Regions from separate parts of the Homo sapiens genome. Here regions 1 and 2 are each linked to region 3. A link is an interaction called in ENCODE POLR2A ChIA-PET data of the cell type or tissue named here. Cell type or tissue: A673. All regions are shown on one strand.

Evidence for each region. ChIA-PET counts read pairs that join two places held together with the same protein. Peaks named below come from ENCODE experiments on the same cell type or tissue, not always from the same donor. Only the 100,000 strongest peaks of a DNase experiment are listed, where the experiment ranks them.
Region 1: POLR2A ChIA-PET joins it to region 3 with 5 read pairs; 2 of 35 experiments call an interaction of 5 or more read pairs at or near these places.
Region 2: POLR2A ChIA-PET joins it to region 3 with 6 read pairs; 2 of 35 experiments call an interaction of 5 or more read pairs at or near these places.

The regions. Positions count from the first base shown.
Region 1 is chr7:68,956,249-68,961,248 of GRCh38, forward strand. No RefSeq gene overlaps it. Among named protein-coding and RNA genes, the nearest start is that of CT66, 640 kb to the right of the region's middle. In A673, no CTCF peak of the experiment used is centred here; no DNase peak of the experiment used is centred here.
Region 2 is chr7:68,516,882-68,521,881 of GRCh38, forward strand. No RefSeq gene overlaps it. Among named protein-coding and RNA genes, the nearest start is that of CT66, 1.1 Mb to the right of the region's middle. In A673, no CTCF peak of the experiment used is centred here; no DNase peak of the experiment used is centred here.
Region 3 is chr7:68,678,089-68,683,088 of GRCh38, forward strand. No RefSeq gene overlaps it. Among named protein-coding and RNA genes, the nearest start is that of CT66, 920 kb to the right of the region's middle. In A673, no CTCF peak of the experiment used is centred here; DNase peaks (open chromatin) are centred at 263, 883, 1,963, 2,533 and 1 weaker place; H3K27ac peaks cover 4,657 bases.

The DNA.
Region 1 (5,000 bases), 280 kb after region 3:
TGCAGAGATGGGGTCTTGCTTGCTACGTTGCCCAGGCTGGTCTTGAACTCCTGGCCTCAAGCAATCCTCCTGCCTTGGCCTCCCAAATTGCTAAGATTACAGGTGTGAATCACTGTGTCCAGCCATAAACAGATATAATTTTTAAAAGAAAAGCTTTTCTGCTTTCCCCTGTGCAAACTGCTTTTTCCTTATCCTCATCTTCCCCCAAACAAAAAGAAAACAACAACAAATAAAAAAGAAACACCTAAATCATCAAGTGAATCAATCATTAAGCAAATTTAACTTCAGTAAATCATTCCTAACTCTGTCGTCCTTCCATTAAGTAGCAGTTAATCATCAATGTCCTCACTTCTTTCAATTACCTCGTATGTGATTCCACCCAGACTCAGAAACCACCCACAGAATTAAGTCTACACAGAGTTTTTTAAAGGACTTGGAATGATATGATGCCAATAAATGGTTCTGAAAGTCAAAAGGACAAACTGAACCATCAACCAAGAATCAAGAAATGAATTAATACAGGAGCTTGTCATCCGTAGGACAAGAGTGAAGACATCAGAATTGGGTATACTACTAACTCCAACTTTCACCAGTAGATTCAAAACTGTTCTTTTTTTTTTTTTGTCAGAGAGAGGGTCTTGCTGTGTCACCCAGGCTGGAGTGCAGTGGTGCAATCATGGCTAACTGCAGCCTCGAACTCCTGGGCTCAAGTGATCCTTCCACCTTGGCCTCCTGAGTAGCCAGGACTACAGGTGCGGGCCACCACAGCTGGCTATTTTTTTATTTTTTGTAGAGATAGGGTCTCACTATGTTGCCCAGGCTGGTCTTGAACTCCTAGCCTCAATCAATCTTCCCACCTTGGCCTTCCAGAGTGCTGGGATTATAGGCATGAGCATCTATGCTTGACCTCTTTTTATTTTTTATATAATTTTTTTTGAGATGGAGTCTCACTCTGTTACCCAGGCTGGAGTGCAATAGCCTGATCTTGGCTCATTGCAACCTCCGTCTCCCGGGTTCAAGCAATTCTCCTGCCTCAGCCTCCCAAGTAGCTGGGATTACAGGCGTGTACCACCACTCCCGGCTAATTTTTGTGTTTTTAGTAGAGATGGTGTTTCACCACGTTGACCAGGCTTGTCTCGAACTCCTGACCTCAGGTGATCCGCCTGCCTCGGCCTCCCACAGTGCTGGGATTATAGGTGTGAGCTACCGCGCCCAGTCCTCTTTTTTTGAGACGGAGTCTCGCTCTGTCACCCAGGCTGGAGTGCAGTGGCGTGATCTCGGCTTACTGCAAGCTCCACCTGCCAGGTTCACACCATTCTCCTGCCTCAGCCTCCTGAGTAGCTGGGACTACAGGCTCCCGCCACCGTGCCCGGCTAATTTTTTTTTTTTTGTATTTTTAGTAGAGACGGGGTTTCACCATGTTAGCTAGGATGGTGTTGATCTCCTGACCTCGTGATCCTCCTGCCTCGGCCTCCCAAAGTGCTGGGATTACAGGCATGAGCCACTGCGCCCGGCCCTGGCCCTCTTTTTATTTTTTGATTCAGCCTAGCAGTTGCTCTTCAGTTTTATTTCATTTTGCTTTTGTGCATGGTGGATCCGCCTACTCTGGTTGACAGGGTACTGTCCCATGGAGTACAGGTAACAAATGGTGCTGGCGGTTTTGAGACGTCACAGTCCTCAAAGCAGCTAGGGAGTCAGAAATTACATGTTAAGTGCAGTTTTTAGTTCCCTGGATATGAAATACCCACTACTATATATTTGAGGACTGACTTACCTAAGTCCTAGTGAATAAAAAGAGAGGAAAAGAAAGACCAAAATCATAAGGCAAAATCTAATCAAGTGCTAGTTTTGAGGCATGATCTAATTATTTGACAGCTTGTATGTGCCTTTGAAAGGCTCGATAAGGCCAGGTGTAGTGGTTCATGCCTGTAATCCCAGCATTTTGGGAGGCCGAGGCAGGAGGATCACGAGGTCAGGAGATCAACACCATCCTAGCTAACATGGTGAAACCCCGTCTCTACTAAAAATACAAAAATTAGCTGGGCTTGGTGGCGCACACCTGTAGTCCTGCTACTAGGGAGGCTGAGGCAGGAGAATCGCTTGAACCCAGAGGTGGAGGTTGCAGTGAGCCAAGATCGTGCCACTGTACTCCAGCCTGGTGACAGAGTGAGACTCCGTCTCAAAAAAAAAAAAAAAAAAAAAAGTCTTGATAAATAGATTCCCCCAAACCCCGTTTTAGTCTTCCTGCTCTTTCTCCTTGTTCTAAACAGGAAGAACAAATTCTGATGATTGTGAATGAGAAGACACAGTCCCTGGTGGGATGAAAACTTGTAATTCTATTTCACCCCATTCATAAACCTTCCTAGGTAAGCTATTGGTTGGATTCTAGTTCTGAATTATTCAGAGGAGACAGCATTGAAATATCATGTGAAATAAGAGAGAGCCTGTAATACATATTTAGTATTCTTTTAATCTGCTGTCCTATGTCAAACCTCCCTAATCCTCCCTGCTCCCCCAGGCTCAGTAATCTCTCCAGTGACACACACACAACCCACTCTAAATAATCCCCTCACTTCTTCTGCAGCAGAAGGCAGCCTTCTTTAACAGATTTCATTCCCATAATGTAATACAATCCTTCTTTTAAAAAGCTATTTTTAAAACGAACAGTTGCTTTCGAGGAAAATTATAAATAGTACCTCATTAATTGGGACCCAGCCTCAATAACGGTATGTATGTGAGAAGGCTGTAAAAACATGTCACATCGGATCCCTTAAGAGCACAGATAATTTGAGTGTTATCACAATCGTTCTTCCACCCTAAGGGTCTGGGTGGCCCACTTCTAAAACAGATGTATTTTAAAAGAGTTTGGTTTAAGTGGGACCAACTTAAAATGAATTAGCAAATGAAATCCAGGAGCACATTTAGGTAGGAAAGACTACAGTAGGGTGAGACTGTATAGAAATGGAAAGTATATTTCACTACAACAGAGATAGAAACGTTGTTGTGTTTTGTATCTTCCAACAGTGGGCAATGGACAAATTCATGTTATATAAGGAAGGATTGAAAGAATCAGGAAAGGGGCCGGGTGCGGTGGCTCATGCCTGTAATCCCAGCACTTTGGGAGGCCGAGGCGGGCAGATTACGAGGTCAGGAGATCGAGACCATCCTGACCAACATGGTGAAACCCCATCTCTACAAAAAATACAAAAAATTAGCCGAGTGTGGTAGCCCGCGCCTGTAATCTCAGCTACTCCAGAGGCTGAGGCAGGAGAATTGCTTGAACCCGGGAGGCAGAGGTTGCAGTGAGCCAAGATCGCACCACTGAACTCCAGCCGGGTGACAGAGCAAGACTCTGTCTCAAAAAGAAAGAGAAAGAAAGAAAGAAAGAAAGAAAGAAAGAAAGAAAGAAAGAAAGAGAGAGAGAGAGAGAGAGAGAGAAAAAGAAAGAAAGAAAGAAAGAAAGAAAGAAAGAAAGAAAGAAAGAAAGAAAGAAAGAAAGAAAGAAAGAAAGAGAGAGAGAAAGAGAGAGAGAGGATGGAAGGAAGGAAAGGAAGGAAGGAAGGAAGGAAGGATGGATGGATGGATGGATGGATGGATGGATGGATGAGGAAACGATTCACCTAGAGAAAGGGGTAGTGATTAAATGCCACTCTTTGGGATACAGAAGAGGAAAGGTGGGGTGGAGGAGGAAGAAGACAGAATTAGGAGAGAAGGAAGACAGAGGGGAGAAGAATAAGATCAGCATCTTCAATACTCAAAGAAAACAATATATTAAGAAAGGAAGCAGACTTAATCTGTGAGGCCCCAGAGAGCAGGATTAGAATGTACAAACATTTTCGGCTGGGTGCGGTGGCTCATGCCTGTAATCCCAGCACTTTGGGAGGCCGAGGCAGGTGGATCACCTAAGGTCAAAGTTCAAGACCAGCCTGGCATGATGAAACCTCGTCTCTACTAAAAGTACAAACAAAATTAGCTGGGTGTGGTAGTGGACGCCTGTAATCCCAGCTACTCGGGAGGTTGAGGTGGGAGAATCACTTGAACCCAGGAGGCGGAGGTTGCAGTGAGCTGAGATCGTGCCACTGCACTCCAGCCTAGGTGACAGAGTGAGACCCCATCTCAAATAAAAATAAAAATAAAAACGTACAAGCACAGTTACAATGAGCAAATATTTCAGGTCTGCATAAGAAAGTGCTTTCTGGTCATCAGAGCTAAGATGGGATATGTTCTATGGTTGTGAGCACCCCATCAGCAGAAGCATCCAAGCTCTTCACAAAGGGATTTCCCTATAAACTCTGAGATTCTATGATTTTCTGATCACATCAAGTGAACAGATCTACAGTAAAATCAGTAACACAAGGAAGATACATCGATTCCTGTTATTCACAGAAATTCCATTCCATAAAGCCACGGCAAAGCCTGAATTATCAAATACTGAACCATCGCTCCTAGAAGTACAGAGTTAGGTTCCCTCAAGCTTCTGGCTGTAATATTTTCATCAGCTGATCAATACATACATTTGCTTTTTGTGTGTTTCTTTTAAAGATACTTTTTATTTTATTTCGTTTTATTTTATTTTTTGAGACAGGTTCTCACTGTGTCATCCAGGCTGGAGTGCAGTGGTGCAATAATAGCTCACTGAAGACTCAAACTCCTAGAAGAAAATAATAATAATAGTAATAATAATAAAAAGACTCAAACTCCTGGGCTCAAGCGATCCTCCCACCTCAGCCTCAAGAGTAGCTGGGATTACAGCTGTGCACTACTATGTCTGGCTATATATATATATATATATATTTTTTTTTTTGAGATGGAGTTTCGCGTTTTTGCCCAGGCTGGAGTGCAATGTCACTTTTCTCAGCTCACTGCAACCTCCGCCTCCCAGGTTCAAGTGAATCTCCTGCCTCAGGCTCCCAAGTAGCTGGGATTACAGGTGCCTACCACCACGCCTGGCTAATTTTGTATTTTTAGTAGAGACAGGGTTTCTCCATGTTGGTCAGGCT
Region 2 (5,000 bases), 160 kb before region 3:
AGAGGGCACAAAGGAGAAGCAAGGGGAAGGAGTGGGAATATCTGAGCTCTAGGGTCCACTGACTTGACCCGCTTGTGACCTGGTACTTACTGATGTTAAAGCAAACTAAATATGGCCTAAGAAGGACTCCGTACTTCTATGTTTAAGTCCCTGTGGATGAAGTGCAACCTAACTTAATAGGTAGACAAGATTGAAAACCTAACTTAGGAGTATGAACTTGTAACAATCGCTGAGTGTTGGCCAATCCCAGCCGCCGTACTTCAACCATTCATACACTGCTGAGTGTTCAAACTGTGTTAAATAAGGCAAATGCCAGCCTGTAACCAATCCAGCTGTTTCTGTACCTCACTTCCGATTCCTGTACATCACTTTACTTTTTTGTCTGTAAATTTGTTCTAACCACAAGGCACCCCTGGAGTCTCTCTTGAGTCTGCTGTGATTCTGGGGGTTGCCTGACTGGTGAATACTTCATAGCTCCATTATGCTGCTTTAAATTTCATATGGCTGATGTTTTTCTTTTAACAGTAATAAACTTACAAACTATACTTAGAGCCTACATCCCTAAGATAGCCTCACAAGCAAAACCACTCAGGTGGCTGGCTCCAAAGGTCTAGCAGAAGGAGAGAAACCCAAACTAAATGGATCTAACCTCTAACAAGACCATTTTCCAAGGAAATATGATTCATATATATTCTGATATGTATCTCCACTGCTTTTAGGATGAAGAAAAGCGCCTTTATACGGCTCGTCTGAGCAGGCCTCTCCTCTCTAGCCTCATCTCGTAGTTTAATTCTTCTCTCTCTTTTTCTCTGGCAAATGAGCCTTTCAGCCCCTCCTGCCAGAGTACCTTTGCTCAATCTGTTCCAGGCTCCTGACACTTTCTTCTTTACCTAATTAGTGTCTACTCATCCTTTCAGACAGCAATTCAAGTATCCCTTCTTGCACGATCCTTCCCCTTATCTTTCTATGTCCAAACCTCATTAAAATGGTTCACAAGTTATGTAATTTTTTAAAACGCAATGAACATAATTGTGATCTTACTGTTGTTTGTGCGGCTATTGGATGAAGCTTTGTGATGGCAGAAACTTCAGTCATTTCTTCTTCACCACTAGAACCCCAGCATCTAGTACCTCACCTGGCACATATATGCACACACACACAAAAAAAAAATGAATGAAGGATCATCAGTGCAAATTCCTCCTCTTGCAGATGAGGAAACAGGAGCCCAGTTAGAGGAAGTTACCTGCCTTGGAGAACCCACCACAAATTAGTGATTGGCCTGAGACCGAGACTAAAGCTCTTACAGCTTTGAGCCTTCATTTCTTTCTCGACACCACCATTCCTTTCTCGACACCACCATTCCTGTACATGAAATGATGATTCAGCTGATTTTTTAAATGATGAAAGGAAGCCAAAGAAAAATCAGAGTTGTTTTTTTTTTTTTCCTTCACAAAATGGACCATTTTTGGCGATGCTCAAAGGGAAAGGACAGTGCACAAAAGAAATCATAAAAAGAAGTAAGGGTATAATAAGCAAAGTGCTTGATATGAATAATACTGAACAAAAACATTTCTGCTTATTGTTTATCTAATTTTGAATTTTAATGAATAGCAGGGAAGGTAATTACTCAATTCCAATGTTTATATAAAACTAACACATGAAACCTCACAGTTCGATATTTATGAAGTGTCAGGTTCCCTTAAATACTCAGCTTTGAAATTAGAAGGGGGAGCTATTCATTAACATTCTAAACTAGATAAATAAAGAATAGACTTGTTGTTTATTCATTAAAAAAATTAAAACTGGAAATTACACACTCATCTTTTGGGTGCCTCCATATTATTTAATTAGCCGTGAGTCAAAATGCTACCAAGAAGCAAACATCTACTCACCTAGAAAGAGACGTAACACCTATTAGCAGTTGGAATGATTTAACCAGGTTAGCAATTCAGATTCCTCTTCCATTTGTATTAAGGATCTTCATGAGATGCCTGAGGATTTACAAAGAGCACTGGCTCTAGAGTCAGATGATGCTGGGTTTGAATTACTTTTTCTTCTGGGTGACCTTTGGCAACTTGCTCAAATGTTCCAGAATCTGTTATTTTATCCATAAAATGGGATTAGACTCTTACTCGACAGTCAGGTGTGGTGGCTCATGCCTATAATTTCAACAATTTGGGAGGTCGAGCCAGAAGGATCACTTGAGCCCAGGAGTTCAAGACCAGTCTGGGCAACAAAGTGAGACCTCATCTCTACAGAACTCACCAGCTGGGCATGGTGGTGCACGCCTGTAGTTCCAGCTACAGGGGAGGCTGTGGTGGGAGGATTGCTTGAGCCCAGTGGGTCCAGGCTGCAGTGAGTAGTCATTGCAGCACTGCACTCCAGCCTGGGCAACAGAGCAAGACTTCATCTCAAACAAACAAACTATTTCCACAGGGTTTTGGGAGGCATTAATAGATCTAAAGCACAGCAACTGGCTCAGAGTAGGCATCTTATGAGTCATGACAAATGTAACATTGCTTTGGCCCCAGCTGTGGTGCAGCTATATGGAATAAGCATTTGGCTTTCTCCAAGTGGTGTTCCTGGAGCTACTGAGAAGGTCGGGGTGTTGAGAGTGATCACCCAAAAGCTTGCGGCATTTGAGGATACTAGGAAGCTCTCTACCTGAGGGGTCAGGACCAGGCTTTGCAGCAAAACACTCTAAGCACTAGGCGGGAACCACACCAGCTTCACTCATCACTATATTCCTACGGCCTAATACCAAGCACATAGTAGGTACTCATTGGTTCTGTGAATGAACAGCTGTATAACTTTCATTGCAACATTAGCACCTTTAAATACTTCCTCTGATGCCCAGGCTATCTCTCTTTGGCACAGGTCACTTATGTTTCCCAGCTTGTTCCACTTCCCCAAGTCACTGGCATGCAAAAGGAAGACATCCCAGGGACCTTGTCTACTTGGACCTTTCCCTGACAGCGCCACGCTCCCGGGTTCTGGGAGAGGGCTCTGGAAGCTTCTGTCTGGTTTTCTGGACTTCACCTCATCGCTGATTCTGTTTTCTATCCTTTCACTGTAATAAACTATACCCCACCTTGATCCAACTTCTTTTTTCTGATTTTCAGATGGGTTCGAGAGCTGACTGTCAAACAACATACACACTGCTGTTGGTCTGCTCTTTTCAGGAAGGGCAGTCCTCTTGCATATCTGCACATCTTGCATCTTTGTACATCTCTGCATTTCTTGCATCTCTGCACAGCGTCTGGGCCCTGGAAGGTCAATGTTCACCATGCCCACGTCCAGGTTTGGGATGGAGTTGCTTCAACACCCTGCCCTGCTTGTCTTCTCTCCTTTTCCTTGCTTTTCCTCTGAATTCATTGCCCTGCAACTCTGCTAGTTTCCCTAGATACCTCCTTCTCTGTGGAAGCTTTAGACCTCTCCCCTCCCTCCCATGTTGCGGTGCCCATTGGCTTTGCAGAAGTGGGAAGGGAGCAAGGGCAGATAGTCACCCTCCTAAAAGGTGACCTGCCATTCCCCTAGACCTTTGACAGAATCTACTGTTTCCTACTTGGTGAACTAAGTAGGACTGATAAATCACATGCTTCTAGGCCCTAACAGCCCCCACCCTTCCCCTGCTAATCATAGAGTCTCAATCTATTGAGGGGGGAGAGAGTAGCGATGTCTCAGTCCTGTTCAGGACACCAAGCAACAATTTGTGGAAAGGGGCAATTGTGGGGGCTTCCTACTAAGCATGTATTTTTATTCTGATGTTTTGGTATCTGGGGCCTTACTGGCCTTACTGGGAGACTTCAACCCACAGGGCAAGCCATTTTTTTTTATTTTTGTGACGGAGTCTCGCTCTGTCACCCAGGCTGGAGTGAGTGCAGTGGCACGATCTTGGCTCACTGCAAGCACCACCTCCTGGGTTCACGCCATTCTCCCACCTCAGCCTCCCGAGTAGCTGGGACTACAGGCACCCGCCACCACTCCTGGCTAATTTTTTGTATTTTTAGTAGAGACGGGGTTTCACCATGTTAGCCAGGATGATCTCGATCTCCTGTCCTGGTGATCCGCCCGTCTCGGCCTCCCAATGTGCTGGGATTGCAGGTGTGAGCCACTGCACCCGACCCTTTTTTTTTTTTTTTTTTTGATACAGACAGGGTCTCACTCTGTCTCCCAAGCTAGACTGCAGTGGCATAATCATTGCTCACTGCAGCCTCAGCCTCCTAGGCTGAAGTATACTCCCACCTCAGTCTCCCAAGTAGCTGGGACCACAGGCACAAGTCACCATATCTGGCCAGTTTTTAAAAAATTTTTTGTAGAGACAGGGTCTCACTATGTTGCCCAGGCTGATCTTGAACTCCTAGCCTCAAGCGATCCTCCTGCCTTGGCCTCCCAAAGCTCTATGATTACAGGTGTGAGCTACCTCCCTTGGCCTTCTTAGGGATAGTAAATGGTTGGTCTGCAGATGTGCCTTTCATGTGCAAACCCACCAATCCACAGCTTATACTCAACCACCTCCTCTATATGGCTCTTACCACTCCAGGCCAATACTTCCCTATCTTAATTACCACACGGCCAGGTGCCAGCCCCTACACCCCAGAGCCTGTTGAAATTATTCTAACTAGCCAATCCTAAGCCTGCCTACCCTGCTTCACCCATTGCTTCCTGCAGAAACCACAATAAAGGCTTTTGCCCACATTTTTCCCTCGCTGCCTCTGTCGCATGGCCAACCCTACTGTTTCCCTGCATTGTCCAGGGTGGCATGTCCCTCCCCTGGGGAACTGTGAGTAACAACCTAGCTTTACCATGACAGTCGTCTCCTTATCTGTTGACCCCACCATCCCTGAGTAATAATGAAACCTACATTTTAGAATAGCTACTCCCATTGTCTTTGTCTTCTGGTCCGAGCCCCAGGAAAATCTATTCTGACCTTCTTGGGAAGGGTGAACTCTCAGAAACTGATAATGTGGGCTGAATAGTGAGCTGGAGTGTAAGATATA
Region 3 (5,000 bases):
AGAAAGAAAGAAAAGAAAAAACACAGAATTCATTCATAAATAGGGTCCTATCACACACGCTCAGATTTATGTACGTATTATGGGTATATAAATGGGCCAGAACTGGATAGTGCACCCTACTTTCCAAAAGTCAGCCTTCCATTTACTCTACATTTCATGGAGGATTGGGCTTCCTCCAAGTAGAGAAGGAGGCCTCTGAACTTGCAAACTTCACTTCCCTTCCTAACCTCCCTCAGATGTCTCTGACTATGAATATGCACCCACGCATTTCCTGAGTTTCTCAGGGAGTCTCAGACACTGACGTGACAGCCTGTGCATCGGATTCCTATTTAGCAAATACACCTAGTTGGCGCCAATGTCTTAACCTTTACCTCCTTCCAGATCTTGGTGCAAACTTACACTGGGAAGAGTAGACTCTAAGCTTGCTATATGAGCTTTTCCATGAGTCACCAAAATTTAGAGAGACCCAATATATAATAAGGTGATTTTAAAATTCCCAGCAGGTCTGGTGCAGTGGCTCATGTCCGTAATCCCAGCACTTTTGGGAGGCTGAGGCACTTGAGGTCAAAACTTTCAGACCATTCTGGGCAACATAGCAAGACCCCATCTCTACAAAAAATAAAAAATTAGCCAGGTATGGTGGCATGCATCTGTAGTCCCAGCTACTCAAGAGGCTGAGACAGTAGGATCACTTGAGCCCAGGAGGTAGAGGCTGCCATGAGCTATGATTGCACCTCTGCCCTCCAGCCTGGGTGACAGAGTAAGACCCTGTGTGTGTGTGTGTGTGTGTGTGTGTGTGTGTGTGTATATATAAATATATAAAAATCAGTGATCACATTCTGGGCAAAGTTCCAGTCTCTTTCTCTTTTGCTCTCCAGTTATTTCAAGAACTGTAGTTAGGAGCCCATCACTGGCCACAGGCCAGGCACTTAAGTGACTACTTGAGATGGAGATAGTCAAAGAATAAAGATCAAGGAAAGGGCCAGGCGCAGTGGCTCACGCCTGTAATCCCAGCACTTTGGGAGGCCGAGGTGGGGGGATCATGAGGTCAGGAGATCGAGACTATCCTGGCCAACATAATGAAACCCCATCTCTACTAAAAATACAAAAATTAGCCAGTCATGGTGGCGGTCACCTGTAGTCCCAGCTACTCAGGAGGCAGGGGCAGGAGAATCACTTGAACCCAGGAGGTGGAGGTTGCAGTGAGCCAAGATCACGCCACTGCACTCCAGCCTGGGTGACACAGTGAGACTCTGTCTCAAAAAAAAAAAAAAAAGATCAAGGAAAGAGAATTCCCAGGCCTTTGGAATCTTTGTGGGTTCCAGGGGAGCACCCCCACTCTGTATGGCACAACAGGCTTGAGGGCATCCATGGGATTCCATTATGCAAATTAGGAAAATTAGCCCCCAGGGCAGATCGAGCTTCAAGGGGACATAGCTTGGGAATCCTCTGGTTCTTTGGACCTTGCTATGATGGACACTGCCCTGGGGCAAGTGCATGCCTTGGTAAGCGGAACCAGCACTGGCTTTCAGCCCTGCTCACTCCTTAGCCAAAAGCCCTATTCAGGCCACAGCCTGTCAAACTGCAGGCAATGGCCCTGTGCCAGGAAATGGTTTCCCTTCTCAGCTTCTCCCTGGGCGTTTATCTGCTTCTGCTAAGTCCATTGGTAAGATGCCTCCAGTTTTCAAAATGACCTGGGCCTCTATTCATCAGCACCCTATTACCCCCCGAGCATGCCTACTTGGACTTCCACAGAAACCATCCTCACTCTTGAGCAATACCATCATGCTGCCTTCCTTCCAGTACCTCTGAGAGGCTAATATTCAGCATTCTGGAAAGATTGTTAATAATCGCCCACAACAGACATAGCAGCATGGTTAAGAATCTTGCTCAGCTGGGTACGATGGCTCATGCCTGTAATCCCAGCACTTTGGGAGGTTGAGATGGGAGGATCACTTGAGCCCAGGAGTTTAAGATCAGACTGAGCAACATGACGAGACCTCATTTCTACAAAAAATAAAACAATTAGCTGGATATGGTGGTGTATGCACCTGTGGTCTCAGCTCCTCAAGAGGCTGAGGTGGGAGGATCACTTGAGCCTAGGAGACTGAGGCTACAGTGAGCTGTAATTGAGCCACTGCACTCCAGCCTGGATGACAGAGCAAGACCCTGTCTCAAAAAGAAGGAAGGAGGGAAGGAAGGAAGGAAGGAAGGAAGGAAGGAAGGAAGGAAGGAAGGAAGGAAGGAAGGAAGGAAGGAAGGACGGCAGGAAGGGAGGGAGGGAGGAAGGGAGGGAAGGAGAGAGAGAAACAAGAAGGAAGGAGAAAGAAAGAAAAAGAAAGAAGGAAAGAAAGAAAGAAAGAAAGAACAGAAAGAAAGAAAGGAAGAGAAAGGAAGGAAGGAAAGGAGGCAGGGAGGGAGGGAGGAAAGAAGGTAAAGAAAGAAAGAAAGAAAAAAGAATCTTGTGCTGCAATCTGCAACCAGGCTGTCTAAATTACAACTCATGCTCCACCCCTTTCTTAGTTATATAAGCTTGAGCAAGTTTCTTAAGCTCTTTGTGTCTCTATTACATCCCCTGTGAAAAGAGGATTTTAATGTTAATATCACAGGGTTGTTGGGAGGATTAACTGAGTCAGCAAATGGAAGCAGTACCTGCTCCAGGCAATATTTAGTTAGCACTTGCTATGTGCTAAATACTAGCTGTTATTACTATTTGAGTTTCTCCAATGAAAGATGTTCTATAATGAGATATTTACAGTCCAAGATGCCCTACTGTGTGCCTTCAATATGTCTGTGTGATCAAATATTGTTCAAAATGAGGTTTTAAAAAGCCACAATTTTTTTTTTTTTTTGTAACAGGGTCTTGCTCTGTCGCCCAGGCTGGGTGTGATCTCAACTCACCGTAACCTCCGCTTCCCAGGTTGAAGTGATTCTCTCACCTCAGCCTACCAGGAAGCTGGGACTACAGGCTCCCACCACCATGCACGGCTAATGTTTGTGTTTTTAGTAGAGAAGGGGGTTTCACCATGTTGGCCAGGCTGGTCTTGAACTCCTGGCCTCAAGTGATCCACCTGCCTCAGCCTCCAGAAGTGCTGGGATTACAGGTGTGAATCACTGCGCCCGGCCCACGAAATACATTTTAAGTGAAAGGTACAGGGCAGTTCTTTTGCCTTAGTGCTGGGAGTAAACTCATGCATAAACAGGGTCCTATCACACATGCATATATTTACGTATGTATTATGGGTACATAAATGGGACTATACTTCATGTGCTGTGAAAGTTCCTTTAAAACTCTTTAAGCCTCATCCACCTTATTTGTAAAATGAACAAATAATTATACAAGATGATACATCTAACATGTCTACCAGTTCTCTCCCTCTTGTTTCTAGTTTTCAGCACAAACTCCTACTCTCCCTTGACCCTTACCATTCTGCTGTTCTTCTCGCTCTCCTATGTCTTCCCAAAATGTTAGGGCAAAAATTGAAGAAAATTAAAAAAAAAAAAAAACTGTCCATGATTCTCCTCCTAGGGATGGCAACTAAAAATACCGTGCTTTGTATTGTCTTGCTTGAGCAAGGTAGGGCTGGTCCCCTCTGAATCTTGGTTTAGTATCCTACGGAATGGAGATAGAGAGGAATCTGCACACCAGCCTGGAAGGAGTTTCAGGAGTTTGTGTGGTTGTTTTGTTTTGTTTTGTTTTGTTTTGTTTTGTTTTGTTTTGTTTGAGACAGAGTTTCACTCTTGTCACCCAGGCTGGAGTGCAATGGTGCGATCTCGGCTCACTGCAAACTCCACCTCCCAGGTTCAAGTGATTCTCGTGCCTCAGCCTCTGTAGTAGCTGGGAGTGCAGGTGCCCACCACCACACCAGGCTAATTTTTGTATTTTTAGTAGAAATGGGGTTTCTCCATGTTGGCCAGGCTGGTCTCGAACTCCCGACCTCAGGTGATCCTCCTGCCTTGGCGTCTCAAAGTGCTGGGATTACAGGAGTGAGCTACCACACATGGTCCTCTCTTTTTGTTTGTTTGGTTGGTTGGGTTTTTTTTTTTTTTTGGTTTTTGTTTTGTTTTGTTTTTTTGAGACGAAGTCTTGTTCTGTCTCCTAGGCTGGAATGCAGTGGCGTGATCTCAGCTCACTGCAACCTCCACCTCTGGGGTTCAAGCAATTCTCCTGCCTCAGCCTCCCTAGTAGCTGGGAATACAAGCACGTGCCACCACGCCCAGTGAATTTTTGCATTTTTAGTAAAGATGGGTTTTCACCATATTTGCCAGCCTGGTCTGAAACTCCTGACCTCACATGATCCACCTGCCTCAGCCTCCCAAAGTGCTGGGATTACAGGCATGAGCCACCGTGTCCAGCCCCGTGTTTTGTTTTTTTAAGACAGAGTCTCACTCTCTCACCCAGGCTGGAGTGCAGCAGCGTGATCTCAGCTCACCGTTACCTCCATCCCCTGGTTTCAAGCAATTATTGTGCCTCAGCCTCCCGAGTAGCTGGGATTACAGGTGTGCACCACCACACCCAGCTAAGTTTTGTATTTTTAGTATAGACTGGGTTTCATCATGTTGACCACGCTGGTCTTGAACTCCTCACCTCAAGTGATCCACCTGCCTTGGCCTCCCAAAGTGCTGGGATTAAGTGAGCCACTACACCCAGCCAGGGTTTCAGGAGTTTTAAATGAGATTATGCAGATCTGAGTGCCTGGTATTGCATGTGATAAACGTTTGTTCTTTCTGAGCCATGGTGCTGCTTAGAAGCGTGATCCAAATAAGTTATATTTTATTCCACAACTCAGCAAACCTCAGCCTGTGCATAAACCTTTCCTGTTCAGTGTGATTTTTCTGCCTGACTTCCCTCTTCTGTCCTTTCTGTACCACCCTGTGTTTTGCTGATGGCCAATCAATGGCCCATTTTTCTTAAACAGCCTACACTTGGTATTTTACTACCGACCATGAGGGCCCCCGCCTTTTAATTACTCCTGCTGAGCCCAGCACTATATATAACA